2 separate regions of the Mus musculus genome follow, and region 2 is linked to region 1. A link is a loop called in an ENCODE intact Hi-C map of the cell type or tissue named here. Cell type or tissue: left cerebral cortex. All regions are shown on one strand. Each heading gives the region's core, and the rest is flanking DNA. Links, peaks and the distances in the headings are about the cores only.

Evidence for each region. A loop is a pair of places that touch in the nucleus more often than their neighbours do. Peaks named below come from ENCODE experiments on the same cell type or tissue, not always from the same donor. Only the 100,000 strongest peaks of a DNase experiment are listed, where the experiment ranks them.
Region 2: a loop joins it to region 1, with 3 times the contacts of the local background. A loop is called at or near these places in 2 of 42 quality-filtered maps.

What each region holds. Positions count from the first base shown.
Region 1 is chr7:131,767,991-131,783,887 of GRCm38, forward strand. No RefSeq gene overlaps it. Among named protein-coding and RNA genes, the nearest start is that of Gm34645, 52 kb to the right of the region's middle. In left cerebral cortex, for the core only: no CTCF peak of the experiment used is centred there; DNase peaks (open chromatin) are centred at 7,511, 8,147 and 8,569; H3K27ac peaks cover 186 bases.
Region 2 is chr7:131,847,002-131,862,898 of GRCm38, forward strand. No RefSeq gene overlaps it. Among named protein-coding and RNA genes, the nearest start is that of Gm34645, 27 kb to the left of the region's middle. In left cerebral cortex, for the core only: no CTCF peak of the experiment used is centred there; DNase peaks (open chromatin) are centred at 8,844, 10,160, 10,419 and 11,063; H3K27ac peaks cover 2,120 bases.

The sequences.
Region 1 (15,897 bases), core at 3,201-11,200:
CATTTGATCCTCAGCACTGCAATAATAAATCTTCACCCTCCTCTCCCCTCTCCCTTTTCTCTCCCCCACCCCCAATTTCCTGATGTGAGTCCTCAACTCCAATCTACTGGGCTGTGTGTATGTGTGCAAGGTGAGGGGGGAGAGAGCAACTCCTCAACAACTTCCCTAACAAGGCCAATGCTCCCTGTCCCTCATGAGATGGGTGGCATGCCCCAGTTCTGGCAAAAGATAGAGCTGATGACATTAACTTGCTCTGTATCCCATCTCAGCCTCTCAGCCTCCCAGCCTCTCGCCCTCTCCACCCTCTCCATCCCAGGATTTCTGTTATCTTTACCCTCTCCAGCCTTCTCCAGCCTCTCTGCACTCTCCACCTCCTCCAGAATCTCCATACTCTCCAGCCTTTCTATACTCTCCAGCTTCTCCATACTCTCCAGCCTCTCCCACTCTCCAGCCTCTCCACCCTCTCCAGCCTCTCTACTCTCTTCAGCCTCTCCACCCTCTCTGCCTCTCCAGCTTCTCCAGCTTCTTCACATCCTCCGGCCTCTCCACCTCCTCCAGCCTCTCTACTCCCCATTGTAACGCCCCACACCATCCCTTGATGGAGGAGGGATGATTGTTCAGGGCGCCCTCCAGACACTGTTGGCCATCAGTTTCCTCCCTGTATGGCTGGGCTAAAGGATCTGTCGTTCCAAATCAGGATGGTAACCCGCCTTCCTCTATGATGAGCTGTGTCAGGAAGCTAGAGAGAATGAGTTTTTATAAAGCATCCAGTATTACACACCCTGTCTGGGCTATTAGCTGGACCTTAAATGGTTCGTAAATTTGATGGCTTGCAAGTGATAGTGGGGACAATGAGGTAAATCATGGTGGTGGGGAAGGCGGGAGCTCCCTCTAGTATCAAATAATTTTAATGGCTTTCCGTAGACACAAAAAGGCACCCTAAGGAGCACAGGGCTCAGCAGGAGCCACACACGGAGGAGGATGGGCACCCCAGGGCTTTGGTCCAGGCTTGTGAATATACTGCCAAATACCCAGTTTTCTCAGACATTGGGAAATCAAGGGCACCTGCACTCTAACAAGCCAGGGAATCTTTGTCCCTAGATCAAGAGTTATCAGCCAGGAGACACTGAGTCCCAGATAAACTCAGCCTCAGGAAGGAGAAGGAAAAGAGGAGGGACCCACAGCTTCTATTAGTCCAGGCTAGCAGTGCTATTTTACAGTTGAAGAAATCAAGGCTCTTTGCTGTTAACTTATTGTAGTTTGAATGCATATTCCCAAAGTCACATGCTGGCAACTTGATTTCTAATGGTGGAGAGAGGTGGGTCCTTACCCTCACAAGTGCATGAAGCTTGTTCCTGTGAGAAAGGCTTTAATATCACAAGAGTTAGCTTGTTTTGACTCTTTTGGCATGCTCTTATGAGCATGCCCCCTTGTATCCTACTTGTCTGATTACATGATACAGCAAAAAGATGCTGGTTTCTAGACCAGGTACTTAGTCTCCAGAATAGTAAGAAACAAACCTTTCTTCTTTTTACATTTCCAAGTCTGTGACATTTTATGGTCATTGTTGCAATTGCCTTTTACTGTGGCAACTTTTTTGAGGGGCAACAGACCTCAAGCACAGGTGTCTATATGACAGGTGGTCAGATCTGCCTGCTATGAGCTAGGAGTTGTGCTTTACATTAAGTGACATGTAAATACCTGATCCCATCTTATGACTAGAACATTCTCTGTGTGACCCCTGAAGGACAAGGGGCTGAGTTCTGACTTGGACAGGAGTTAGAACTCAAGATGTGTGAAGGATACTGGTCATGGTTTATTCTAAAGAACAGAATCAGAGACAGAGAGGAGGCAGTGAGCTAGAGCAATGGAGGGAGCTGCAGGGAGCAGGAAGAGACCTTGGCAAGATGAGGTTTTTCAGGAGGAGAAGGGCACAGGAGAGGAGTATCAGGGATGCTGGGATGACAGAAACTGAGAGTCAAGATAGGTGGGGTCAGCTCTGAGTGACCAAGCCAAACCTGAGATGTCCCAAGTGACTTTTTGTTCCAGGGGGTATGTGTGCTTGCATGTTGTGCCATGATTGTCCACAGCCAGGCACGTCTTTGTCTATGTCTCTTAAGGCTACCTGATAGCATCTGTTCCTTGACATTTAAAGAGCTAAGCCAACATAAGATACCAGGATTGGCAAGGCAGTGGGGAGAGTAGGGCCCCTGTGAATTGCTGGTGGGAAAGCAAAATAAAGCAGTATGGAGATTCTTTAAAAAGGTAAAAATAGAATTGTCATACGATCCAGCAATCCACTTTATAAAAGCAACTGAAAGTAGGGTCTTGAAGATACATTAATACCCCAATGCTGACTGCAGCCAGATGTAGAAACAACACAGATGTCCACAACTATGTATGGATAAAGATCATGTAGCATATAACCTAAAGGAGTACTATTCAGCCTTGAAGAAGAACAAAGCTTTGTAAAACATGACAAAAAAAAAATGACTCTTGGCTACTCCTCTAAGCCAAGGAAGGCAGTAATAGAAGTAACACACTGTAGGAGGGGATCCAGAGCTTAGGAAACCTCTTAGCTTCCTTACCCTGGGACAAGCATCTAAAAACAGTCAGGAAAGGATAATTTATTTTACACATGGTTTGGGAGGGTATGCCTGAATTAACCGGCTTTCTCTTTTCTTTTTATTCTCTTAGGTCCCCAGAGAAGAGCTTGGAGAAAAGCACATTTAGGGTGGGCCTTTATCCCTCAGATAATCAACTCAGGAAGCATCTCACAGAAGCAGCCAGAAGTACGCTTTATTAATCTGCTAGGGGTTTCTCATTCTAACAACAGGAATCACTTAACTATATGGCGGAATGGTGGTGACCAGATCCTGGAGTCTGTAAGGCATGGGAAATTCCTAATTGGTGGGCCTGAAGGTTCCGTCATGGAGATGAGGAAGGACAAAATCAGTCACGCAGCTCTGTGCAAACAGTTAACAGTCGTACATGGTACGCTCAAAAATCAGAGAAGGGACTGGAGAGATGGCTGAGTGAGTGAGAGCATGCGCTGCTCTTGCAAAGCACCTAGACTTTAGTTCCCAGATGCCACGTCAAGTAGCTCACACATGCCTATAACTCCAGCCCCTGGGGATTCAGTTTCTCTTCTGGTCATCATGTATACCTGCACTCACAGGCACATACCTACACATAGACACATACATGTTTTTTTTTTAATTAGGTATTTTCCTCGTTTACATTTTCAATGCTATCCCAAAGGTCCCCCATACCCTCCCACCCAATCCCCTACCCACCCCTACCCCTTTTTGGCCCTGGCGTTCCCCTGTACTGGGGCATATAAAGTTTGCAAGTCCAATGGGCCTCTCTTTGCAGTGATGCAAAAGAAAAAAATTTAAAATTCTAGAGAGTGACTTCTAGCTTAAATTGTTTATTGTAGTAAAACACAGTTAACTTTTTAAAAAAAGTTCTACACCAGCAAAGGCACATAGGAAGTCGTGGTTCAACAGTGCCATCGGCAGAGGCTGCTGGGCGAAAGAAAAGTCTCTTAACCCCCTAGCCATCTTGCCAGTGTGATGGTTCTTAACCTACCCTAGTACAATTTTACATCTGGAAAGTGTGGCCTTTGAGTGGTTTCCAGGAAGACTCAGCCATAAAACCAATCCCCTCTTCTGTTTAATTAACCACAATCAACGGTAATTCACACAGGTTTTGAAATGAAATTCAAACAACATAAAGTGAGTCTGAAAACTCCAGGGGCGTATCAGTTCCTCTGTAACGACCCACAGCCACCTCTCTTCCTAGGTCTAAAACATTTTCCTCACCTCTAAATACAATACCATATCCGTTGTATTAATTATATATTTCCTTTTGCTGAAACCAAAGCAGCTTAGGAAAGGAAGTGGGAATAAAGTTCACCACTGGGGAGGTTTTAGTAACAGGGACTTGACGCAGCCAGTCACAGTGAATTGTATTCAAGATGCACAGAGATGAATGTAGGACCTAATGTGCCCATGGGATGGTACCCATCACATTCAGGGTGGGGTTTCAGCTTTCAGGTAAACCCTTCTGGAGACTTCCTCAAAGATATCCCCCAGAGGTGTGTTTCCATGGTGACCCTAAATCCAGTCAAGTTGACAATGAAGATGAATCATCACATCCATCAAACCAGAACTTTCCATTTTTTTTTCCTTTCCCAAAGAATCTGGTACCTCCACCCCGCTACAATCTGGTTGAAATCTCTATAGATTTGCCAATCTTTGATATGACAAAAGTGAAATTATACAACATCCAGCCATTGTGTCTGGCTTCTTTGGCTCAACACAGTGTTTTCAAGATTTACCCACCTGTGTCAAGACTGTGTTATTTTTATTGGGTACAAGATAGCCCCTTACATGAGTCTACCACATTTTCTAAACCTCGCTCTGAGTGATCATTTGGGTTATTTTTGCCTCTTGTCTCTCCTGAATAGCTGCTGTGCACACATCTTTTTATGTTGTTTAGTACCCCCAAGACAAGTCCAATGCTATTCACCGAGGACATGCCAACTTGACCTGACAACCTCCTGTGCAGAGCTCACATACAAACAGTACTGCACCCCCACTGATAAGTGTTTAAATTCCAACATGCCAGGAGGGAGTCTCTGTTGGCCTCTCTCAAACTCACCTCTTAACAACCCACTCAGAGGTTGCTTAAGAAATTATTTGGTAACTGAACTGATAACTTTCAAGACCTAAATATCTATTGTCCTTTTTCGCTGAGCAGAGTGCCCGGAAGTCCTCTGCTGCTCTTAGCTCTGCCGGGGAAGAGGTAAGTAACTTTCCTTCCTTTCTGCCGCACAAAGCATGGGCAGGAGAGAGAAACTGTCCACTGGGAATCGCAAATAGAAAAGAGAGAAATGGTCTTAGGAAAAAAGCACTGATAGCTATTTAACCTCCCCAAAGTGCAGATTGAACTAAGCATCCCTGGTCCTGAGAGATGGGATGCCATTGTTCCCGGAATCTGGAGGCTGGTTCCTTTCTGCAGCTGTATACACACGGGGCCAGACTCCTTCTGCGCGTTCTGCACAGAGCCTTCGTTACATTCCTGTCACCTGCGTGGCCTTATTTCTCTCAGAGGTGTCAGCTCTCTTAATTCTTCCTCTTTTCAAACAGATCCAAATGATATCCCCCACTGAAGTAAAATATATATATATATATATATATATATATTAGCATTTCATAAAACTGGAATTGTCAGGGCTACTTTCCCAGGTTTTTTTTTTTTTTTTGAATAACAGCAAGCATTTTCTACACATCTCAATCCGTTAATGTCTCAGGATAATTTTTTTTTTCAGGGAGCAGGATGCTCCAACTCCAGACCCACCTCACCTGCTATTCTTTCTGCCACACTGGCCACAGGAAATTGATTTGTAAAGGGAACAGGAGACTTCTTTATTAGGGACACAATACATCGAGTGTGTTTATGCATGGGTTAAAGCAGTGGCCTGGGCAGCAGACTGTGTTTGTTTCCTGCTGGGTCCAGGTAGGAAACAGAGCAGTCCCTGAGTCACTGGCATCAGCCTTGAACAGAAAGAATAGACTGCTGTCTTCCCAGGCAGAGTAAGGCACATTCGCAAATGAGAATCTCCATGGCCGAAAGCAGGTTGTCTAAGCAGGTATTTTACAGAGTGTAATTTCACACAGCATTAAAAAAAAGAAGGAGAAAGAGAGGAGAGAAGTGAAATCTTGCCAGCTCCCCTCTACTAGAGGCCATTTGAAAGAACTCAGAAAGCTCAAGGATGCCCTGAAAGGCTTCAGAAAACATACCAGCATCAGCAAGCATGGGGTAGATGGGGACTTCATGGGAAATTCTAAGTTCTCTAGACTTCTCAGGATGCCATGTGTCCCTCACAGAAACCTCTGTAGTGGTGGCCTACGTCCAGCTTCTCCATACACTCTGATTGAGAGCTAACCTTCTTCCAGATTGTGTGTTTGTGCAGGGAGAGCCGAGGTGGTGAGGGGTCTTCCTCAATCGCTCTCTACCTTACCCCTGCCTCCTTTCCTTGTGTGTGAGGCTTGTACATGAATGTGGGGGTTTTGTGCATCATGTAGATGCCAGAGAGTGGTGTTGGTTGTCTTCTTCTCTCACTGAGGGGAAGACTCAGTTTTCTGCTAGGCTAGCTGGCTGGCAAGCTCCTCGTGTCTGCTGTGTGCTCACCATTGCTGGGGTTAGAGGCAGGCATAGCTTTTTAGGTGGGTGCTAGGCATTCAGATTCAGGATCTTATATGCTCACACTTGGGTGTAGTCTCCCCTCCCCCAGCCTGAAACCTGCTTGCTCAGGGGTGGAGCTTCCTGCTCATTCGTTCTGCCACGCCCACTGCTGGAACCTGCGGAGCCACACACGTGCACCTTTCTACTGGACCAGAGATTATTCGGCGGGAATCGGGTCCCCTCCCCCTTCCTTCATAACTAGTGTCGCAACAATAAAATTTGAGCCTTGATCAGAGTAACTGTCTTGGCTACATTCTTTTCTCTCGCCACCTAGCCCCTCTTCTCTTCCAGGTTTCCAAAATGCCTTTCCAGGCTAAAACCCAGGTTGTGGTCTGCTGGCCAGACACAACAATTGGCGAACCAACGCGAGACTGAAAAACGACACAACACTTGGGCAAGGGCTTTACTCACTGAGCCATCTCCCCAGCTCCTGCTGCAAGATTTTAGGACATGGCTTGCAAGTTAGTAGACATTTAATTTTTATTCAGCCCCATGCAAGTGAGAAGGATGAGGCGCTATGGGCCTCGGGCTGCTCTTTGTAATTTGTTGGATCTCTGCGTGAGAGTAAGGCAGGGGACTAGAATAGATAACCTGTGAAGACCTGTTGTTAGATGGAGATTTGCTGAATTGAGCTACAGTGGTTCACTCATCCAGGGATCTTGGATCTTGTAGGGTACCCTACCTTGGGAAGATAAGGACAGCCCCTAACAGCAGAGATGAAAAAATAATGCGGAAAAGGGCCAGAATCGGGCCATTCTATGAATGAAGAATGAAAGACAGGGATGAAGCAAGTGTCCCAACATGGCTGAATCTTTTCATTCACAGAGGGACCTGGCATGAGATCAGCACCCAGAACACAAGGTGAATCCCAGCTCTCCCGACCAGATGTCTTCTCACTGGCTCCAGAAGACAAATGTGACCAGAGAGCCATAAATATCCCAAGCAGGGAGAAGATGGGCAGGGCGAAGTCATTAGCAGTGACAAAGAGTCCCGCAGCAGATGAGCATCACTTGCCTCAAAAATGATCGCCAGGGTTAAGGCTGACAACGGGCGAGCAAGAGGACTGGGGAGAGTGTGGTGAGAGGCGGGGATGGGGGAGAACTGAGCTTGGAGAGGATCCGGCTGAGGTGGCAGAGGTGGCAGAGGTGGATGCGGGCAGCTCTCCTCCCTACACCCAGCCTTTCTGCCCTGCTCTTCTGTTGGCATGGATTCCTTTAGGTGCCCAAGGGAGAACGTCTGGGTGCTGCAAAGCAAGCCAGCTGTGGGACTGGCTGAGTTTCTGCATCCCAGAACAGACTGATTGGGCACCCTAACTTGAGAAACACTGTCTCAATTAGCTGCTTTTATTATCACATAATGCGGCGTTTTATTATACAGCTCCACTGACGAACCACAGCAAGCAGTTTCGGCTCAGCAAACAGCATTCGGCATGCGTGGGCTCCTCTTCCATCTCTCTCCTCTGCTGTCATAAAAATACAGGAGAGGGGGAAACCTTCCGTTTATCATCAGGTCAAAAGCCTTTCCTGCCATTTGCTTAGAAAGGAAAAGAAAAAGGAGGAAATTAAGACAGTGCAGGGCATTGTTTAACTTACCTAAACGTGGACGTACCAACCAGTATATGTTTCTGAAAATTGAAAATAAAATTATGGAGAAAATGCTTTATTTGATTCTCTGTTTATGGGAAATTCATTTTATTTGACTTTTTTATTTGTAATATCAACTACGGAGCAGAGCAGTTTCCAAGGTGTTCCCGTATGGTCTTATTCCTCTAAATTATTAATGCCTCGCTGTTGATATATTGTCAGCCTAGTGCATACATGCTATGAAAATGAGTTTTACAGTAGGTTGGAATTTATAACAAAGCTTGACATACGCAGCTAATTCACCTACATAGTCCTGTCAGTTTTAGGTTCATAAATAATTGATACTCAGGGCTTGAAGTTCAGCTACTGTTAGTCCTTCAGCTGTTAAATTCCAGCAGTATAATGGATGAATATTTGTTTATAATTTCTGTACATGGTCCGGATGTCAGCTCCCTCGCTTCATTTGCATACGTAGATTGAGATGTTGGCGGTGTAATGAGCGTATGAAGATGACGAATTGTTTGCCGGGTGCCGGTGCGGTTCTGTAAATGTTTGATTAGTTCTGAATGGATTACTGTTAGATTATCTGGTTCAGAGGTTAACGTGAACAGCTCTTTGCTCCCAGAGCTTTTGTGATCCCTTGCTGACAGATTTTAAAATTCATACCGCGAGATTGGAGCTGCAAAAGCGAGGGGGTGTTCTCGGCAACAGATGTTTGGTAATTAAGCATACGGTTTCCCTGTTTGGGAGGGCTGGAGGAATTTCAACCTGCCATGATGTGTTCAGTTAAAGAAACTAGAGCTCTTAAAGTATTCTTACTTAGTGCTCAGCTGTGAGTGCCTTAACTTTCTGGTGGAAGCAAGGAGGAGGGAGCACCTAGAAGGATCTGGGGAGGAGGGAGACTATTGGTGCCACGTGAGGGCAGCCCATGAGTAGTCCCACTGTGGAAACCAGAACATCTTGCTGGATACCAACTGATGATGGTAAAGACTCCCAGGAGGTAGGAGGCCCTCCGATGATAGACCCCTAGAAGGTGGAGCCTCCAGAAGATAAAGTCCCTGAAATAGGGTTAGGGTCCCTAAAGGACAGGGCTCTCAGATGACCATGGAAGATATGATCTTCAAAAAATACTGTGCCCAGAAGACAGGGTTCCCCAAAAGAAGGGCCTTCTGGAGGCCTTCAAGGGAAATAGGCTTTTACAACATGGGACAAAACAACATTCTATAGTCTCGTTGCTAACACAGGCTAGTAAGCAGTTGATATGAGAAATCAAGACTCTGAGGAGACTCCTTTACATACAGTACCACAAACATTTGTGCTTGTGTGCATGCATGTATCCACATGTGTATATGTGTACACACATGTATACACATGAATGCATGTGAGAGGAAGGCAGAATGACAGCCATGAATCTGCTCCCGCTGTCTTCCTCCAAGTGCCTGGAGGAGAGGAAGGAGGAGGAGGAAAAAGAGGAAGAGGAGGAGGAAAAAGAGGAAGAGGAGGAGAAGGAGGAGGAAGAGAAGGAGGAGGAAAAAGAGGAGGAGGAAGAGAAGGAGGAAGAGGAAGAGGAGGAGGAGAAAGAAGGAGGAGGAGGAAAAGAAGGAGGAGGAGGAAGAAGAGGAGGAGGAAGAGGAGGAGGAAGAAAAGGAGGAGGAGGAGGAAGAGAATGAGCCTGGAGCCTGGAGCCTGGAGCCTGGAGCCTGGAGCCTGGAGCCTGGAGCCTGGAGCCTGGAGCCTGGGTTGGACCCTCTTGCTAGCCAGCATCAGAGTTCTATGTGGAGGCTGTACAATCTGCCTGCCTATCACCACTGAGCATGCCTGACTCGGCTCCTCTAGCCTGCAAACCAACTCAGACCTCTACCCTTGGATGATCACCTCCTCCCCTCTCCCCCAGCTCCTACTCAGAAAATAGCAGCAAAGGGTCTTACTGAAAAGACTCGGTGCTTGCAGCTAAACAGAGCTGAGTTCCAGCGCTCTCTTGAACTATATTTTTCCAGTCCTGCATCCAGTTCCTTAGCTTGTCTGGCAATCATGTTAGTGATTATATGGGTAATGAAACACGTGCTCTTTTTGTCTGAGCTTCTGATTAATCTGCCTTCTCTTTAGCCTTGATTTATGGCGCTCAACTCTGGAGGTGAATGCCGGCCCATCAGCTCCGTAGCTTATTACAGACGCAGGGGCTGCTAAATGCCTTGGAGGCTTGAATTGTTTCTTGACAGCCAGGCTTCTTGCTACATTCCCTCCAATCTGTTTTGGTTCCTGGTGTGACCTTTCATACAGTAAAATACATTAGTTGAATAGCACAGTCTCATTAAAAGAGTGAATTAACCGAAGAGTCTTTTTAACTAAATGACAGCCGAAGGACTCAGTGCTAATAGCCATGAGCAGTTGGAAACTTAACTCATGAATCAGCCCTGTTAATACTGCCTCATGCCTGAAGCACTGAGGGTACCGCGCTCTCTGCCGGCTCTCGTAAGAAGAAAAGCTCATTACTTTCCTCCTGATGGGAGAGAAAGAGTGAGCGAGCAATAATAAAGCTTGAATTTTTCAATACTGTTAAAAATGGGGCTGACAGATTGCCGACAATAGGAGCAACGGGCCCAGACTGCGTCCGGAGCTGCTGGATTAGCAATACCATATATCATAGGATCTAATTAAATCAACCCGGAGAATGAAATTAGTTTTCTGTGAGTGAAATGGCCTCTGAAAGAGCTCTATTAAATGAACTGGAGAGCATTAATTAAATAATTCACAGTGAGGGATTTTGCATTTATACAAAAATTGTGCACTTAATTGTCCGTGCTGTATTACAGATCTGGCCTTATGTTAACAATGTGTCGAAAGTACACTTACGGAGCATATCAGGAACGGTTTAACGCAAACGCAGCTTGCAAAGTTTTATGGTTGGGCCGAGGAACCTGGAGGAACATCTCCATGAGCACCTGGATGCAATATGTGGCCTGGGAAAATTCGTTCCGTTCAGGAAAGTTGGTCTCCGAAGCCCCTCGAAGGGTCTCTGGCATGTATTGTGAGTCACCAGACGTGACCCCGCTGCTTGGGTTTATGACCTCTTGGGGTGTCCTGGCTTGACCTCTGAGGTCTTGGTTCATTTGGAACTTAGCAGCTATCTGGTCCATTTGGGTATCTGTAGGTATTCGTCTGGGAGAATCAATTTCCTTTTTTATTTTTTTCCCCTCCTGAATGTATTAGCCAGTTATATGAACTCACTCATGTAAACCCAAGCATATTGGATGCACTGAAGGAAAAAGTGAATTTAGATACAATATGTCAGAGAAATCAGACACCATCCTTCTTAGCATCCTGGATCTCTGGGTTGAAAGAGACCATAAAAGTCAATTCATTCAAATCTTCCCCTTCAAGGGGAATGCCTGAATCGCCTCTGTGATATCCCTTGAGTACAGACTGAGCATCTGCTCAGGCTCCAGGAAGACCTCTCTCTCATCAGGCAGTTCTGATCCAGAGCAGCATGGGGTACAGAGGCCAGGGCCCAGGCCTTGCAGAGGACTCTAGGCTTTAAAAGCCAGCTCCCCTGTTTACTTGTTTGACTTTGATTGAGGACTAAGTTTCCTTGTGTGATGGTTTCTTCTTCATCACCTGAATGAGGATAAGAACACCCAGATAAAAGGTAGCTTTGCTAGGAGGGCTGAGTGAGTTACTCTGTGGGGCTGATGAGGAAGCTCAGCTATGGGATAGAGCTCTCTCTCCCTCTCTCTCTCTCTCTCTCTCTCTCTCTCTCTCTCTCTCTCTCTCTCTCTCTCTCTCTCTGTGTGTGTGTGTGTGCATACATGTACTTACACACAGTACTTAGAACAATGTTTGGCACACACTTGCTAAATGGCATATTTTAAAAATTATTCAGCCTTTCCCTTCTCATTCTGAGTTTGGTGGTTTTGGATCAATACCAGCTTGATTTTTACAAATCTAATTTTAGAAACTCACCCCGTTTTTCCTTTGTCTTCTTATTCATTAAAATGTAGTGGATGGATGAAGATCAACTCTTTTGAATTGTTCTATGTTTTGGAGTTTTCAAAATTTCACTTGTCTACCTACTTTGAAGCCCATGCTCACATGTGTCAGAGCCCGTGGGGTCTGGAGCTATGGTGACAGGACAGACAAAAGTCTAAAAAGCCCTTAAAATCATGAAAATCTTAAAGTGCACCCCAAAGGAAAGATATTCTTGTAAAGTGAACAGAGAAGGAGATCTACTGAGCTCATAGCTAAGCTGGTTGAATGCCTATGTTGCATGCACAAAATCCTGCATTCCACACCCAGCACTGTATGTCTCCTACACATTACTGATGTATGTCTGTCAATCCAGAAGTCAGGACAGGGAGACAGGAGGATCAGAAATTCAAGGCCATTGTCGGCTACATATGCAGCTCAACACTAGCCTGGACTACATCAGACCCTGTCTTGAAAGGAAAGGAAGAGAAAGAAAAGTAGATCTAGTTGTTTTAGAGAAATCCAGGCCTACTCCCACCCTTCCCCACAACCCTGATATAAAATAGCATCGTAGCGGCTGGAGAGATGGCTCAGCAGTTACAAACACTCGGTCCAGTTCCCTCAATGCCTGTAATTCTCTTTCTAGGGAGTCCAATACCCTCTTCTGACCTCTATGGACCCTGCATACACATGGTGCATACACACACACACACACACACACACACACACACACACACACACACACATATATATATATGCAGGCAAACATTTATACACAAAATGTAAAAATCAAGAAAATATTAAAAAATTCAGTAGCATAGGATTTCCGTATAACTATACTCACTTCACATACGTCTAAACTCCTCTCTAGATTGGTCTAGCTAACACTAATGCAGTGTGAAGCTGTGTAAACAGTCATCACACCATATTGCTGCTCAGAGTCAGAGCAGATGAAACTTTTTCTGAATATTTCCTTACCAGTTTGGTTGAATTTATGGTTGTGGACACCAAAGATAAATAGTGTTGAGTCATTTAAATATTAGAAATAAGAATATCGTTTCATGGAGATCTAAATGAACTTTGTAACTCACTCCCTTTGAGGATCATGCTTAGCAGCTAGGACTTACCGCTCCTAAGCTGTTCATACAGGTAGTTCATGAACTGCTGCTTTCATTTTTCAGAACTGGTAGTCATGGGTAGTTTCAGGTAGATCAAGCTAGCTCAAGACAGCGCCAGTGGCATGCTAAAAATATACACACCATCATATCAGCTTCCTGTCTGCTTTGTAAAATTATAAATCACAATCCATATTTCTAGAAGGCTTTCTTTAATAATCCTATTTTTATTGCATGTATTCCTCAAATTGCCAAGGGTAAAGTGTTATCTTGAAAATAATCTTAACCAGAAGATACAGCTCAGCAGCTAAGGCAGATACTGCTCTTCCAGAGGCCCAAGTTCAGTTCCCAGCACCCATGTCAACAGCTAACAACTGTGGGTAACTCCAGCTCCATCGAATCTGATGCTCTCTTCTGGTCGTCATGGGCACCAAACTCATGCGCACACCTCCATAGTTAAAATGAACAGAAGAACCATAGCCTTGTCTTTTATTAAAATAAAAGACTTTTCAATAGGCCAGTACCCTTCCGTATAGTCCAGTTTCCGGATTACAAGCACTGACATTTTGAGCCCCTGCGTGTTCATAGGTTCTGAAGAACATACATGGGATCATTAGGCCAATCATCTGTCTTCTCTTGCTTCGCAGGCCAAAGGGGAAAGCAAACCAAAGGCCACTGAGAAGAACCTTGATCAGGTGGGAGTTGAACGCAAAAAGAGAGATCGTAAGAAACTTTGGGGAGCTTACAGAGTCAAAGAGGGGCTGCATTAGGAGACATCTCCACAGGCAGCAGTATGGGGCCCTTTATCACCACCCTATGAGACCGGCAGATGAAGATTATGTTACCATGCTGATGGGCTGAGCTGCTGAGTTCTGCCACTGGGCTACTGCCATCCTTGGCCTTTATTGGGGTTATAACATCAAACACATATCGTGTGCAAGCTTGCAAGAGAAGTCAACTACAGCTATTGATTCCCAGACCCATCTAGCAATTCCTGAATGCTCACCTTGTGCCCAGGGTGTGCCGTGGTACAGGAGGCACCAGAATCTGCAGACTGAAGCATTGTATGACATAGTAGAGCACTAAGTCACACACTGTCGGCTCATGGTTTCCAATCTTGAGATGAGTACATGTTGAGGAGAGGAACTAAAGAAAAATGACAGCAACAGCCAGTAGTGACTGAATTCCCACATGCCCCAGGCAAGCACTTTCCAGTCCTCTTTCTTGTTCTTTTAATGTGCCTTGTGTTCAGAGGAGCAAAATAGCCTTTCGACTTGAGAGGGTAGGAGTGATAGCTAAAGACATAGAAATCTGTTGATCAGTATCCTGATCATTTTATTTTGTTTTTATATTAGTCCATATAAGCTAAAGTCATCTGAGAAGTAGAAATCTCAATTGGGAAAATGCCTTCATTAGATTGCCCAAAGGTGAGTCCGTAGGGCGTTTTTTTAATTAATTGTTGATGTGCACAGTGCCACCCCTGGGCAGGTAGTCCTCCTGGGTGTTATAAGAAAGCAGGCTGAGCAAGCATGGGGGCAAGTCAGTGAGCAACATCCTTCATGGCCTCTGCATCAGCTTTGGGACATCAGAATCCCATTGGCTAGAGTCCTGGACTGCGTGAGAAGGAGAAGGCGAGTTGACAGTGCCATTCATCTCTCTCCACTTCCTGACTGCAGATGAGATGTGACCAGCTGCCTCAAGCTCCTGCTACGGTGTCGTCTCTGTCATGATAGACTGTACCCTCACACTGTAAGCTGAAAGAAACCTTTCCATCCATAAGTTGCTTTTGTTCAAGTATTTTGTTTCAATGAGAAACATAACAGAGATGGATTGCCTCTGAGAACTTCTGGCTCCGACTCCCCTCTTCCCTAGAACAGGAAGTGGGGGGACTACAAGGCTGACCTTGTACATCTGGGGAGGTCCTGCCTTTGGGTCAGGTTAGACTGGTCCAGCCCCAGGAGCCAGGCTCTGTTCCACGTGTAGAACTGGATTATTGAGCAGGCAACTTTGCTAGTCTTGGTGGGTCCAACCCCAGATCAGGCATCTAAAGAGGGCCAGTTTCTCTTAGGTAGGGAGTGACCAGAACAATGCTAAGTGTGATGCCCAGTTTTCCTTTGTGACTTCCTACTACTGGTTTGGATGGTCCTCAGGGTTTTCTCTGTGGACGGTTGACCAAGAACCATGTGGTAGCCATTGCAAATGAATAGAATGAGCAGAGCATCCTGGATCCCTGTCTTGCATTGCTTTGAGAGTGCATAGACCCCCCACCCCAAGTCACCTGATGCATCTTGAATGCCAGTCTGGTATCTCTCCTTATCTCATGGTCATACTCTCACACAAACAGATACATCACTGACCTCGATGGCAAAGAAAAGGCCCATGATGCCCTATGTGTTTCCATAGTAAGAGGAAATCTAATTGCCAAATGAAGAATGAGGTCCCCACTTGTTCATAGCCTGGGCCCATCCACCTAGAGACCTAGAGACTCTGGGAGGTGACTTAGATTGTGTGCTCCCAATAGCAGCTGCTGAGAGAAAAGCTTGAGCTTGCTTTTCTTTCTTTTCTTTTCTTTTTTTTTTTAACATGCAGAGATGTCGTTATCCAGCCCTCATCTTGGCGTAAGGCCACTGGGAGGGTGGGAGCAGCAGGCTAGTCAATCATTTGCACCATTGCCTTTAATACTGGCCGTATTTAGTTTATTCATAAAGGCCTGTCTCACACGAGAGGGTTCTTTCCATAATCGAGACAACTGTGTTCAAGCTCCCTTCTGAAACGAGTCGTCTGTCTCCTTCTCGGCTGATCAGAGATTCTGAGTGTCTTCCCCTTAGTTGAGTTGGGAAGAGGAGCCTTTCCCTGGGTCCCTCTGGTTCTCTTGGAGATGTAGCATCACCTCAGGCCCAGGTACTTCCCAGGCGGCGCCTGTGTCTCTAGAGAGACATTTCTGGGCACAGTAGCTTCCTCAGCAGGTGCTTCTCTGGGCTCCT
Region 2 (15,897 bases), core at 5,063-13,062, 81 kb after region 1:
GAAGGCCTGCAATCCTAGGATTCCCAAGGACTGACGGGCCCTGCCAGCAGCCCTTCCAGACCCCTGGAAATGGGATGGAAGGTGAGGGGAAGAGGAGAGCCAAGTGCCAGCTGTATTTCTCCAGGACAGGTCATTCAGGGAGTCCCTTGCTAGTACTTTTTCCCCCTTTTGATGAAATTAATTATGAACACTGCCCGGGGTCATTTGACTCCGGAGATACATGTCAAGATAAAATATTTCAGAAACACTTCTATTTAATAATTTAAGATGGTGGTTCGCATTTGGGTACAACAAAGGGAATTATTGGTAATTGCACATTTTAAAGAGGTATGGTGAAGCCCAGCAAAGTAGGGGGACAGAAGGGAATGTAAGGAAGGTCCCCATAGAGTTCTGTTTAGTAAGACCCCGAAGAGAGAGGCTCAAACACCCTGATCTGGACACAGAAAGACAACCCGAAGAGGAGTCAATGGCCTCTGCCTTAGAGGAAGACTGGGGTTTGTGATTCTGTCCCACGGTCCCATAGCTGAGACACAAGGGCCCTGGATAAACCTGACCTTTCATGACAGTGCCAAGGTCTCAGAGCACCGTGAGAACACCAGTAGCCTTTTGTACCACATAGGCTCAAGTTCCAAATTCAACTGCCCCTTTCCTGATAGGCCTCAATTCTTTGTCTGTAAAATGGGCTAGTAAAGTGCCTACCCCAGGCATGAGGTGAAGGTCAAATTTAATGATGCAGCTGAGGTTCCCTCCCAGAGCAGTCAGCACACTGACCACAGTGATTAGTAGCTATTGCTACTACTTATGCTGGTATCTCACAGAAGACAGGTGACAGGATGCTTCCTAGTCTATGGATGAAGAGCTGAGGTTCAGAGAAGTTCAGGGTCTTACCCAAGGCTACCCTGCTTTCGTGGCAGAGCTTGGGTTTGACAATGAACAGCTAGACTGCAGGGCCTGGGTTTCCCCGTGGGAAGAGGTGAGGCCAGCACATGCCAGGAAACTGAAACAAGCCCGAGCTCCATTGCCTTTGGGGAAAGACAGGGCAGGCTTGCCTGCTGTGTTTGGGTTTGTTCTAGGTGGGAAATGCCTTCTCTTTCTTTACTGTGTGTGCAGGGTCGAGTGATGTCCTTTCACCAGCTAATCAGTGCACTTGGGAATCTCTAGGGAGTTATAGAGTAAAAAGGGCAGCTTGGCCTGGTGTCATGTACCAGGTGACCTTGGTCAGGTATTTCTTCTCTGAGGCCCAGAGGAACACTTGCTTTGTAATTATGAGGACCCAGTAATTATGAGGACCCAGTTTGAGCATTAGAGATCACATAAAACAGGTTAGTGTGTGTTATGCCTTAAAACCCTAGTGCTGGGGAAGTGGGTAGGAGGGTCCCTAGTACTCATTGACCAGCCAGTCTAGCCTATCCGGTGAGCCTCCAAGCCGATGAGAGACTCTACTTCAAAAAATAAGTGGGTGATACTTATAGCTGACAACTAAGGTTGTCCTCTGGTCTCCATATGCATCTGCAGCTCTTTCACACAAACATGTATCCACATGTACCTCTCCCCCACACACATGGATACACATGCACACATGTACACACCACACACACACACACACACACACACAGAGAGAGAGAGAGAGAGAGAGAGAGAGAGAGAGAGAGAGAGAGAGAGAGCTGTGCTGATTCTCCCTATATTTCCAAGCATCCCTTGCAGCTTGAGTGGGGTTGTATCAGAAGCTTTGGCTAATGAGCTTCTAGAGAAAGTATGCTTCCAGGCTGAAGCAGTTTAGAGATGGTGTGTCCTCACAGCTGCCTCCCTCCCCAGAAACCCTGCAGGTCATTGCATGCTTTAGATGAAAGAGGGAAGTTTGATTCACCCGAGTGACCCAAGACTAAGGGTTAAAATGTCTCTAGCTGTGACACTGCAGTTTGGGGACTTCTCTATTATTACACGTTTGAGCTTTTGTGACTCTTATTATACCTTCTTTGCTTATTCTTCAGGCAGGTTGATTCACCATCACCTCGGGCCCTTTGCCCTTGCCGTTTCTGGGATGCCTTTTCTTCATCCTACTTCTGAGCTTCTGACCCTTCATCTTCAGCCATACCACCCCACCCATTGTCCTTCAGCCTTCTCTGAAGACCTGTGCAGAATTTTTCAGTTTCTTCTCTGGGTTACCCCAGGTGAACATGCTCATTTCTGACTCCTGTCTAGCCCTCAGTATCCCTCTCTGTTATGTACTAGTCTTCTCTGGTTGGTCATCTGAGGTTGAACACAGATGACCTGCCCTACTTCTCACAAGTGCCTTGTTAGCACTCACCACATGCATGCATGCATGTGCAGGTGACAACTTAACACTCCCATGTGATCTCTTCATGCTTTCATAGCCTGACTCATTCAGGGCCAAACATCTGCTGGACATCTTTGAGGAGCAGAGCCCAGTGAATTGACTCCCACCAAAGATACAAACAAACGGCCTTTAGTCTTATTCTGCAACCACCTTAAGCTAAGACTTTGAGGAAAGCCTTCTTCTAGGGCCTAGCACACAAAGCACCTTGTCTCAGAGAGATAGTGATAAGGTGCCTACCCAAGGTGAGTGCTCTCTAGAGGTTGGCTACAAAACAAGGCTGGGTATAGAGTCAGCTGAACTAAAACAGACTGGTCATTCTCTGTCCCCACCTCTGCTTCCACTCTGTAAAGGGAAGAGACTGCACTTGGACTTGGCCATCAACACCATCCCTAGCCACTGTGGTTGTGCTCTTGGCCAGGAAGTATTTAAAGTCAAGTTTCTTGAAGAATTCAGGTGCCTTGTGTAAAACTCTTAGCTGTATCCATCACCTGGAAGACTTGGTCATCATCATGAGCAGAGAAAGGACCACAGCACTAAAGCACAGTGTTTGGATGCTGAAGTTGGTGAGCTCTTTGGTAGGGGTTCCATTTGCTGGATTCCATCCACTGGAGTTCCCCAGCACTGGCGAACAAAAGCAGAATCAACCCTCCCTCCATAGGACTCAGGGGATTTTGCCTTTCACTGGAGGCAAAGCTGATGCATGTGGCTAAGCAGACACAGGTAACCAAGATGACATTTGAAAGGGGAGAAAGAATGCACTCGCTCAGGACAACAGTGGGTCTCTGGTTCAGATCTTTATCCAGGAACAAATGCATGCCTTCCCCCTAAAGTTCTGCCTTGCTGCCTTCTTTTCAGAGAGAGCTTAAGGATGCTAAGCATGGCCAGGGTTGAATATTTCCCTTTGTTGGATCATTCTTGAGTCTACACACTTTAACGTGTTCCTGTTATATTTCAAAGCATAAACATGATCGCTCTTCAGGGGGCACTGAATAAGACCAAAGACAAGCGTGTTGTCTATTATCCCACCCTCCGCTTCAGAAATGTTCTCATCAGAGCTCCCTGGGTGTCACTTACTAAATCCTGCATGGCAAACCATAAACGCCTTTATTTTATAACAGAAGTGACTGCTAAGTGGACGCAAATTGATTCTGGAGAGGACGCTAAGTGATAATCCGCCCCCAGTTTCCCAGGAAAGAAAATATACCTATTCGAGGGAATTTTCAACTTGGGTTTGAACTTGCTGATGCCTTTTTAGAGTCCAAGTGGAGACTATGGGGCTTTTGTGTGGCTGTCAGATGTCTTTGCTTAATGTGGAGGGAGGAATGATAAATATGTAGAATGCTTTGATGTTAAGACCCCACGGGCCTCCGATGGGGCTGAGTAGAAGGCAGTTGACACTGTGGTTTTCATCCCTCTGTGGGGATCGAGCAGATGCTTGAAAATAAATGGCACCTGTGGAGAAAGTGCCTTGTCTCTGATTATGTCACTGAAGCCTGTGTTCCCCATGCAGACTCAAGGGCATTTGGGCTCAGAGCTCCTCCTGGCAGGGAACCGAAGGCAGGCAGGGGATGAAAGGCAGGGACTGGCTTTGTTGTGTGCTGTCTGCCAGGGAATCTGCAGGTGAGCCCAGGCATCAGTGACCAAAGGATTCATGGCACATGGGGCTAATCTGCAGGCAGGGATATAAAAGGAAAAGGTACTCTAGGGATGACGGATAAATGGATACCTCCACACGGCTGGGCTGTTTTCCCTATGGGGCCTCTGCATCACCAGTTATAGATGAAGAGTTGGAATGGGAGAGCTCTGAGAGGCTATTACTTGGAGATGGTTATGAGCTGACCATAATGCCCCTTCTGTTGGAGGTGGAACCCTTTGGGACCCTTTGGAGGACCTGTCTCTGGTGGTGCTCTCAAGGTCAACCTCTCCTCTTGGTGTGATTGGTTAGGGTCAAGGTAGTAGGGGTGGCAGAGCATTTCAGAAATGTCTGAAAAGCCTACATCACCAATATGCTTAAGTAGGAACTGTGAAGGACCCAGGCACTTTTTTTTTACCTTCATAGACCTTTCTTACATATGTGTGTGTGTGCACACAAGCGCACGAGCACATATATATGTATGTGTATATACACACATATCCATAATGCTGGCTAGATTTCTTTCACATTCATGGTTCATTGATTCATATATTAATTTTTTCTTCCTAATTTTAAGAAGAATATAAATGAAAAAGGAAATATTATCACAGACCATTAAGATGGTTTGGGGGCTAGAGAGAAGGCTCAATTAATAAAGTGATTGCCACATCACCATAAAGAGTCAAGTTCAGACCCTCAGTTCCCATGCACAAAGCCAGGCACAGAACCCTGGTGCTTGCTGGGCAGTCAGAACAGCCTTGTGGCATTGGTATGCTTTAGTTTCATTGGGGGACTCTGTTTCAAGAAATAAGGTGGGAAGAAATAAAATAAGATATTAATATCAGCTTCTGGTCCCCACATTTGCATCTGCATGTGTATGTGCGCACACATGCATACATCAGGCAGCATACTCACAAATATACACATATATACTAGGCTTCACACATAAACACATGTATATGTGTGGAGCCCCGTGCCTCACGAATATGTGTGTTTTACTCACTGATTCCATAGGAAGCTACCAGCCATCAGAGAGAGGCAACCTTTGGGATGGCATTCCAATGACCAAATCCTATCTAGTACTAGCCAGAGGGACCAAAGAGAATGGGAACGTGGCTGACTTTTATCACATGAACATGACTGGGGAGGTATATGGAGGCTGTCCTAATCTCAGTGACCTAGGCCTGTGCAGTCTACTACAACAGGACAGTTGTGAGCTTTGTGGTCAGAAATTTCTAGGCTCTCATTTTGTAAACCTCCTTCCTAGTTGAATGGCTTTGTTGGCTTGGCCACCACTTGTCAATCTGTAAAACCGAGTCTATGCCTTTTGAGGCACTTGATAAATGGGAGCTATGTTGGAATGTCACACATAAGATGACAACGGGATTCCTATTTTTTCAGGAAGTGTCAATATTCATCACTTCCATGAGCTACATAAACGCATTCGAGTGTGGCAGACCATACGGCCCAATTGCAACTCCAGGAATTATGGACCTGATAACTGTCTCTCTGGTCCTGATAGCAAAGATAAGACAAAGGGTATTTTTGCTTTCCTGTTTCCACGAGATTTCTCAGGCAAATCAACTGGAAATGACTGTAGGGGAGTAGAAGCTCTAGAGTCCTTGACCAAATTCTTTCTGTTAGCTCCCTGCAAGCCAACCTTCTGTGCCAGGCCGATCTCAGCCCTAAGACTCAGTGTGCTGCTCAGCCCTGAATCAAACTAACTAGGGCTTCTGAAAGCTCCTGTAATTTTGTGTGGAAACAATGCCTTAAATTAATATTTTCTTTAGTTCAAAAGGCTGCCTTGCCCTTGGCTGAGTGCTCTTGCTACAGGGGACCAGGGAGTGACCCCTGGCCAGGGGGTTTGCAATGTGGGGACAAAAGCCCACCCCCATACATCAATAACAAAAAAATATCTCACCCAGAGGCATTAGTCCATCAAAAATGTTCTACAACAGTTGAGTACAAAAATCAATTCTGAAGGGCAGTATATCACAGACCATAAATTATATGTGTCCAGTTGAGAGAGTGAGAGGGAACGAGCAGAGGGGAGACACGAGTTCCTACTGAAATACCCAGTGGAGCGCCCACCCTAACAGTGGGGGTGGGGCTCGGTCCACGGCCCTCTGCATGCCCTGTGAGAAGTAAAGTCACGAGATAGGGAACGGAAGTGTCAAGTTAGGGCTCTTGACTGACTGATAGTTTTCCCTACCACTGAAAGAACCCCTTCCCTCATGGAGGCATAGATAATGACTATTCTCTTCTTATAAGATCCGGACAGACTAAGGTATGATCCCACCAAAGCTTAACATGGAGAATCACTAAGATTTCAGGGCTTCCTTACAGAGCATGGGCAAAAGGGTGCCTATAGAAGTATGGGTGGCCCCAAGGTTTTTGTTCTCTAGGGTGGACGACAGCTCTCCTATAGTCATATAGATAGAGTCCTCTTTTAATTAACTATCCCCCCCACCCCAGTCTATACATTGTCACCTCCCAAGACCCTGATGCCACATGCAATTAGGGGAAAATTGCATGCTAATGTCTAGGAAGAGCAGCTAGAATCTCAGGTAAGGGCCCAATGGCCCTCCCCACTCTTTCTTCTTACAAAGGAATGTCAACAGCCAACAAACCAGACTATGATAGACTTTTACAAACAGATGCAATGAATCTAGTGAAGGTGGAGTTTGGAGTTTGCTTTGCTCACAAGTTAGTGCTGTACAACACCCACCCTGAAAGCCCTGCACCTATCCTGGTCTTCAGATCCTCCTCATCCTGGCCAGCCTTTGGCTTTTACCTTGCTTCTAGATGGACACCAAGGAAGGCCACTGACTGACTACTACTCCCAGTCCCAGATGTTCCTCATCAGGACCCAGATTCTGATTACCATACATTCCAGCAGCACACATGATGAATGATCACAAGTGGCTTCTCATGGGGAACTACCACAATGTCCTTAGCATATGACCCAAACTCAACCTGATTTTGGGGACTCATGGGGATCCTCTTTCCCACCATAATGCTTTCTAAGCATTGGAAACATGATTTGCTGGCCCATTCCATGAGAGGTACTCTGCTCAGATTTCTGAATCCAACCTAGCAGGGTACCACAAATAACAACTCAGCCCTTAAAAGATGCCATGCCTTTGAGGTCTGGTTCTGCCAGCCTCCTACCATTACACATCCTGCCTTTGGACTAGCTTCTTCAGTCAGTGTGTCTACCACAGCCCCACTTGATGGTGCTGAATCTGGTGGAGAAGACGTCAACTCTATAAGGCAGAGCATGTACCTGCATCAAACTTTTACCCATCCCCGTGAGGGGGTCACAGGTTAATGCCCAGGCAGGGTTAGGGTAGCCTGAGTTTTTCTGTTGCTCCCCTTTCTCAGGGAAGAAAATTTGGGGACAGCATTAGCCTATTTCCAACTAAGGGCTAGGGAATACCATCTACAGCTGCCAGCATCTAACCTTCATGAGGGCGTAGAGATTTCCCGCTTCCCCTAAGTGATCACTCCTCTCTTGCTCAAGGCTGATGATGTGTTTTCCAGAGCCCCGTGATCAGTTGAATGCAACAGAACCTGCTTGCTAGAATGTGGGCTCTCTTGTGTTAATTTCTAACCTACATGACTGGGTAGGGACTCTTTGCTTTATTTAGGATTGAAGGAGGAAATTAGAGGTATGGACGAAGGCTATCATGTACCCTGCTTATAGAGAAGCTGTCACAGGTCCTTAACCTTGTCCAACTCTCATTCTAACTTGTCCAAGACCAGCACATTTTCCTCTCTCTCTCAGGGTCTCAGCCGATCCAAGAGCTTGGCTTCCTCCTTGTCTTTTCCAATAATGTCACTCTTTGCTGTAGATGTCCCCTAGAGCCTACCCTAGTTTATGTAACTGTAGCTAGACAGTGTAAAAAGAGTCATCAGGGCCCAGGTTGGTGCTAGACACTGGTACCCTGCAGAGGGTGAGACCCACCTTTGTCCCTAGGAGGTTGAGTTTAGCAGAGTGGCCACATGCTCTGTGTAGCTTTCCTGTGTGACAAGCTTGTCTCTCATTTGAATCCACATTTACTTGTTAGGTCAATATTTACTAAGTACCATTACATGCTGGGCTAGTTTTCAAGGATGACGCAGTAAGTGAGCTCCAGGTTAACTCAACTGCTTTCCAGGGAGCCTATGCCCTTCCCTTCCTCCCCAAAGATCATGTGCTCACACTCCGTCAGATGAGCATCTTCTACACCCAGTAAGCCAACATCCCTCCAGACCACATATGACAGTGGTAGTTAATCCTGACATATGACAGTGGTAGTTAATCCTGATTGCCAATTTGACAAATCTAGAATCACCTAAAAGACAAACTTCTGAGAGTATCTTAAGCGACTTTCTAGGCTGCTTTGCCTGAGTTGGGAAGACCTATCTTATGTGTGGACGGTATCTTTCCACAGCCTGGGGTCCTGGACCAAAATAGAGGAGAGAAAGTAAGTGACTGTGATCTCAAACCATGACCCAAATTAACCCCTCCTTCCTGCAGTTATTTCTGACAGCTATTTTGTCATAGCAATTAGAAAGGCAACTAATACGTAGACTGCCCCCTTTTCACCTCTTTGGACCCTCCCCAAAACTTCCTTGCTTGGAAAACTTCAAAAAATTCTTCCCTCCAAACACCTTCCTGTATACTCTCTGGGATACCCTGAGAGAAGCATGCTCTTGAAGGTATACAGGCTCAAACACTGCCATGTTGCTTAGTTATAAGCTCTCCTCCCCTGCAGTGCGTAGGCCATGTCTTGAGCTATCTTTGTTTTCCAATAGTCAGCTCAGTGCCCTGTACACAGGACTCCTATTCACACTTTACTGTTGGATTGAATATTCTCCTGTGCACCCAGAACTATGTCTTCCCACCTCCTCTGCTCTGATATAAATGTGCAAATTTAGTATGTAAATGAAGCAGTGATTTATTTTGAGAGAGATGGGGGGCGGGAAAGGAAAAGAGAGAGAGGGAGAAGAAGAGGGAGAGAGGGAGAGAGAGAATGAATCTGTGTATTCAAGGGATATGTGTAAAGAAGGAGGTTGGAAAAGAAAGAGAAAAAATTCTGGGTCCACTCTGGGATCAGGGATGGAGGTGGTGGAGATCTCTTTCTTCCAGGCTGGGCTGGTTAGCTTTTATTAAGTTGACACAAACTGGAATGACCTGGGAATAGAGAACCCAAATGAAGAATTGCATCCATCAGATTGGTCCATGGCAAATCTGTAAGGAACTAATGTGTGAGTGGAGTCATCCCTGGGCAGGTTGTTTGGGGAAAGAAGGTTGAGTGAGCCATGGAGAGCAAGCCAGGAAGCAGCACTCCCCACGGCCTCTGCAACAGCTCCTGCCTTCAGGTTCCTGCCTCCCTCCAGGTTCCTGCCTCCCTCCAGGTTCCTGCCTCCCTCCAGGTTCCTGCTTCCCTCCAGGTTCCTGCCTCAGTTTCCTTCACTGAGAGACTGTGATCAGGACATGTAAGGCAAATAAAATAACCCCTTTCCTCTCAAGTTGCTTTGGTCATGATATTTATTACAGCAACAGAAAGAAACCTAAGGACACAGGCTTTGGGTGTCCGAGGACCTCGACCCTGCAGACACAGAGGCTTTCAGACTCTGTGGACTTTTTACCTGCTGAAGAACCAAAGCCACCCAGAGAGTATTGGTCTTCCTCCCCCAACCCCCTCTCTTCTGTCAGAAATTTAGAGCTTCTTTGAACTTCTTTGCCCTTTCTTGGTACATGGTCCCGGCATCTTCTAGAACCCTTCCCAAAGCTCTGAGTGTCTAGGCTTAGGAGACCTTGAAAACTCTTAATTGATTAAATGAACGAGTGAGTGATTAAGGAATAAAATTAAGCTGAAACAGTTGACAAAGGAAAATTATGGCTATGTCAGGTAATCATAGAGGAAGATTAATGTTCTCACATCTATGGAGCCCCCAGTACTTCAGAAATGACTCAAGCCACTGAAAGTCACTAAAGCTCTCATTTGAATGGCTATGAGGTCTAAATTTGTAAGTATCTCCCATAAGCACAAAGTCAAATCCCTTCATCCATTTATTGAACTTCTGTGTACTGAGGACCTGCCAGGACCAGGCATTCTTTGTCCTTGTAGGACACACCAGTGATCAAAGCACACAGATCCCTTCCAGGGCTCTGTTCCAGATGGAGCAAGCAGACAAAAGCAATAAATATAACACATCTCGCAAAGCTCACAAAAAGGAGAGTTGATAAGTGGAAGTGAGAAAGTATAGCAAAGTCGGGGGCCTAGGGGTCTACATGCTGTAATGCAGGCATTGTGGGTAGAGCAGACCACATTGGAAAGTGATAAAAGACTTTTAAGAAATAGCACATTTTATTCTTTGAAAGTGTCACACATTTATAGAAATCATATCCAGTTACCACTATCTCCCTCCAGCTCCCCTTAGTGACTCCACCCCATCTTCCTTTCAATTTCCTTTGAATTATTACTCATCACCCTCTGAGTTCAGTTATACTGACCATAAGCACATGGATGTGGGCCATCCCCGGGCCATCCCCAGGGTGTGAGCATCCTGTCATGGCTATATTTATCTACACAGGGCAGTGACTCTTCCTTTCTCAGCAGCCATCAATTGACAAAAGCTCCTCCTCTGATGCCCCGCCCCACCCATGCTGGACTCTTACCTGGCTTATCCTTGTGCGGGTCTTGTGCAGCTTAACACTGATGAACAGTTTCCAAAGGGAGCACAAGTAGCTAGAGACCCCACTGGTGCATCATGGATGCCAAGTGCATCGTGGATGCCAAGTCAGTGTGCAGGCTCCACATTTCCCATGACATGTCACCATCCCTTGACACACATCACCCCATCACTACTTTCCTCATTACGTCACCACCCTTACCACATTTCTTATGTTTCTATATCTCAGGAAGCGTCCTTTCCTTCCTTCTCTTGTGTTCCTTCTGAGTATCTAGTGGTAGAGGGAGGTCTGGAGGGGATGAGTTCACGGCTCTCACTGTCACATGCAATACTGTCCTGTGGATTACTTTGGGAGGACTTCCTGTCTAAAAGACAAATGCTGCCTCTGAGTGGGGAAATTTCCAAGAACCGTGGGGAGTCTGAGATTTTATCCTACTCACGCATTAACAAGTTGGTCTGTTACAGTTTTGAAGATGCTGGGAGAAGACATGAGAAGAAAAGATAGTTTATTACTTAGAGCAAAACAGTGACCAGGGTATCCAGGTTGGCACAGGCTCTCCCAGCCATAATTCCTCCAGGGTAGTAGAATGTGGGCTGAATCGACCTGTGGAGATGAGGGGAGAAAGAAAAGTGGGTACCTCAGGAGCCTCTAGTTTTTATCATGGGCTACAGGATCACCTGACCTTTGCCCTGAGATTGGCACCTTTCTCCAATTGTACCATCACACCAGTCAGTGGAGAAACTTACTTGTGGAGCCTAAATAAAGCACTTTGGTTCTTCTAAGGCTAACTGCAGCACAAACAGTGAAGAGTCTGAAACAAAGACAGTTGGGGACCCCTGCTTGTAAGACACAGAAACATGAGGACACTAAAGATAATTCTCCCACAGGAGACAGAAGAGAATTAGGAATGGAGGATTACCAGTGATGTTCATTATTTGTCTGCTCTTCCTTCGTCTTATCTGACTACTGGGATGGCTGAGCACCCAGGCTGCTACTTAGGGACTTCCAGGCTTCTGTCTCATCTGGGAAGATGTGCAGTTGTAGGCCTGGCTGTGGCGTTGGGTTTCCACTCCCAGTGTTTTCACTTGGGGAAATTTGCACAGCCTATTTCCTTATTCCTGAAACAGGACTAGTGATGGCATTTATTTTAGGATGTTCTTGGGAGAATCGAATTATGTCTCAATAATGCTTAGCTTAATGGCTAAACACACAAAGGCTCTGTCCACGATGCAGATGGTGGCACTGGCTATAGGCCATGCTTCTCTTATTGTCCATCCTGGTGCCTGTTGTAACATACTCAATAAACTGGTGTTCTTCTCCCTTGCAAAATAGCAATATAATTATGATTTTATACAGAGGAAAGCATAAATCATAAGAAACCAGCTGAAGACTGACAACTCAGACAGGTAAACTGTAACCTGACAGTTTTATGCCAAAGGTAGGAGATAGGTTGTTCATGCGCACATTTCATGATTCCTTTGGGCCTTTCTCTGGTTCTAAATGTTAATGGTTCTGAATTTTGTTTACATGTTAAAAAAAAAAAACAGTGACCATTAAAAACCAAATTAAAGGTTCTTGTTGTTTCTAGAAAAGTCTTTAAAACCTCACAATGGAATCCAGGGCATTTGCTCATTCTTATATACTGCATTGATAATATGGCTGCAGAACACTACATATGTCCCACACATCCCAGAACAAACATATTTTCATAAACTGTGTAGTCCAGAAGGCCTAAGAAGATAGAGATCTCATGTGTGTGAAGAGTAAAACAGCTCAAAATCTAAGTATCTCCTGTGTATATGTTTTGTGTCAGGTGGGGCAGAGAGCTGACCCAGCATCACATGTGACATGGTCTATAGGATCTCCATTCATGAAAGAGAGGTTGGAGGGAAGAAGAGGAGGAAGAGACAGAGAGGGAGAAAAAGAAGGAGAGGGAGAGGGAGAGGGAGAGGGAGAGGGAGAGGGAGAGGGAGAGGGAGAGGGAGAGGGAGAGGGAGAGGGAGAGGGAGAGGGAGAGGGAGAGGGAGAGGGAGAGGGAGAGTCATAAGTAGATGGTCTTAGTGTGTTTTCAGTTGCTACCACCAAGTACCTGGAACTGAGTAACTTATAAAGAATAGATGCTTATTTGGCTCATAGTTCTAGGCAATGGAACTTACAACAGTCTACTAGTCTCTGCTTAGTATCTGCAGAGGGTTTCCTTGCTGCATCATAGCATGGTGGAGGAAATCACAGTTAGACAATAAGGCTATGATGGGAGCCTGGCTTTCTCAGTCTTATCTAATCCCAGTTCTCACCCAAGGGTCTCAGTTGTACATGCAATTAGGATATGAACTTGAGAATCAAGTTTCTAAGTTTTTCCACCCTCAGCAGAGAACCTGGGTGGAATTCTGAAGAGGGGAGAAACATGCCATAACCTTGGAGAGTGGGGTAGACTAGAAGGAACATAAAGGAATTGGGTTTGACAGGCTCTCTGGAATCCAGGTCTGAGCGTATGTACCTCTATTACTTTGGACAGATTTTTGAAATCTTAACTTCTCTAGGGATTTTCCTCTCACTGAAAAATATGTTAAAGGTGCCCTTCCAGACCATATAAGGACTGATGTCTAGAATGGCTCAAATGCTTAGCAAGCTAGAGAATCAAGGAATGACATTCAAGAAAACCACAGTCTGGCATCTTAGATGGGGTCTCCAGGAAGCAGACTCCCTGAAAGAATTTACCACAGGTGCTGGGGGGAGGGAAAGTAGGGGCACCAGATGAGTTCTTGGGTAGGGCTGGGCTAAATGAGAAGCTGGGCTGGGGTGTTCTCTAAAGATAGGTGGCCTTCAGCACTGTTCTCAATTGAGGTAAGTGGTCTGGATCTTGTGTCACCTCATCAGTTCTGGCTTGGAGAGGACTCTGTATCAGCAAGTCCCCTTGGCAGAGGGTATGCCCTTCTTCTGAGGCACTTCCCAGAGCAGGGAAACTGTGAATTGTATCCGTTACATTTCTATTCCTGTAATAAGCACCAGGAGCAAGGTGACTTATCAAAGGAAAGGTTTATTTTGGATTGCCATTCCAGAGGGATCAGAGTCCATCACATCAGAGTTGGAGAAGCGAGGTGGGGCAGTGAGACATCAGGCATCAGACATCTCAGTGGTCTGAGCAGCAGCCAAAAGCTCATATCTCCAACCATAAGCAGGAAACAGAGAGCAAACACCAAAGGGCGTGAGGAGGTTAAAACCTCCCACTGACATATTTCCCCCAGGAAGGTCTCAACTCCCAAACAGCCACTCCTCTGGGAACTAAGTGTTCAAAGCCCCGACTCTAGAGGACATCTCGGTCACCCATGGCCAGCACCTTGACGTTGAGGGGATCTGGGTGGTTCACTACCGTGCTCATCCTAGAACATGGAGCCAGTGCTGTCATTTCTTTTGAGGCCTGGGCCAGACCGGCTCAGCCATCACTTCTAGAGCCTGTGAGGTTGGTTTGCCTCTATTCTGTATTCTGAGAATCTGCTAGGGGCTGGAGCTCCTGGACACACAACCACCTTCCTCCTAGCTAGTTCTGCTTTTACCTGTATCCTTCCCCATTTTGTGAGAGCAGTGGTGGTGTGTCAGATGGCCAAGGACTTCCAACAGAGAGCAATGGAACCCATAAACCCCAAGAAATGGCATTAGCTCAAGCAGCAGGCCCTGTTGGCAGGGATGGGGACTATTGGCCTCACCTAGTGGTTAAATCAGAGGCCTGCAGTTTAGCAGTGTTTGGGACCAGCCTGAGCTGGGCTGAACTCCACAAGACCCTGTATTAGAACTTGGGGGCAGTTCACTGGTTCCCTCTGAGTACACACCCTTCTTGTTATTCTCTCTCCAGCTGACATGCAGAAATTTAAACTCCTTCCTCCTCTTGATTCACAGGGCTTCCAGGCTCCGATATGGCCTGCTCACATAGGTCACCTTCAAGGACACAAAAGAACGTTTGGCGCCGGCATAATTAAACAGAGTTCCCAGTCTTCCTGAAGTTGTGCTGCTGTGCTTGGTCCCACTGATCAAAGGAGCAAGGAGAACTTTCTAGGAACAAAAGTGAGGCTCTTGTTAGCCATAACTCAGTGGGTGCCAGAGCTGGAAGGGTTCTAGGCTTCCACTCAGCCCAAACTAGGATGTCTGCATCATTTCTCTTTTCCAGAAACACTGAATATGTGATATGTGACAGAGGTGGACTTGTCAATCAAAGGCTGTTCTAACTGAAATAATGCTAGGAGTTGCTCATAAGGGACTAAATTCAAGAGCTCTTTGCTGAAATACTTTGGAAGGTTAATGATACCTCCAAAATAAAGACATCTTTCCACTAGAACCTCACCGATACTCTGACCCAGACCTGTGACTGTGACACTAGAGGAGGGGATAGACATTGTCCTCTTTTACTGGCTATTGTACAGTCTGGGCTCTTGAAAAGGAGCTTGGAGTGCATGCATGTGCACACACACCGTATGCATATAGAAACATATGTTTATATATGTACATATGTGTATATGTATATATGTGCATGCATGTCAAGCCTGGCCCTGAGCTTCCTTTGTAACTGAACTCCTGATTCTCCTGCTTTCATTTCCCATCAGGGCTAAGATTACAGGCATGCTAACATGTCCAGTTTATGCAGTGCTGAAGGTCAATCCTAGTACCCTTTTACATGTTAGGCAAGCGCTCTATCAATGGGGCCACATCCCCAGCCCTGCAGTGTACTTACTTAGCTTCAGATGCTCCTTGCACGACATCAAATTTGGGAATAAATTAGATATCTTATAACAGGAAATGTATCAAGTGAATCGCTATCAATAAATTCACTACAATATGCAGCCATGAAAATGATATTGCAGAAGTATATTCCACAGAGGTAAAATGTCTACATTTTACCAAGCCACAAGCATGCACCTGGTCTAGACAGATTTCTCACATCACCTTGAGATCAATAGTGAGGACCACTCTCTTTATTCCTTTGTTCCTTCCATATTTTGTAATATCTGCATACAGATATATATCTTGTCTAATGGAGAAAAGGGGATCTCAAAGAACATGCAGAGGTGGAGGAGGCCTCCTGCCTGTTGAAGATGGCTCTTGACCCAAGGGTCAGCCAGCTTTCAGAACTCAGGCTCTGCTTCTCAGCACCTGCCCTGGTTCCTGGGATCCACACTCATCTTTGTAGGTGGGAGAAACAGCGTGGCACAACGACGCAGATCAATCTATGCCTCCAGCATGAATGAATGC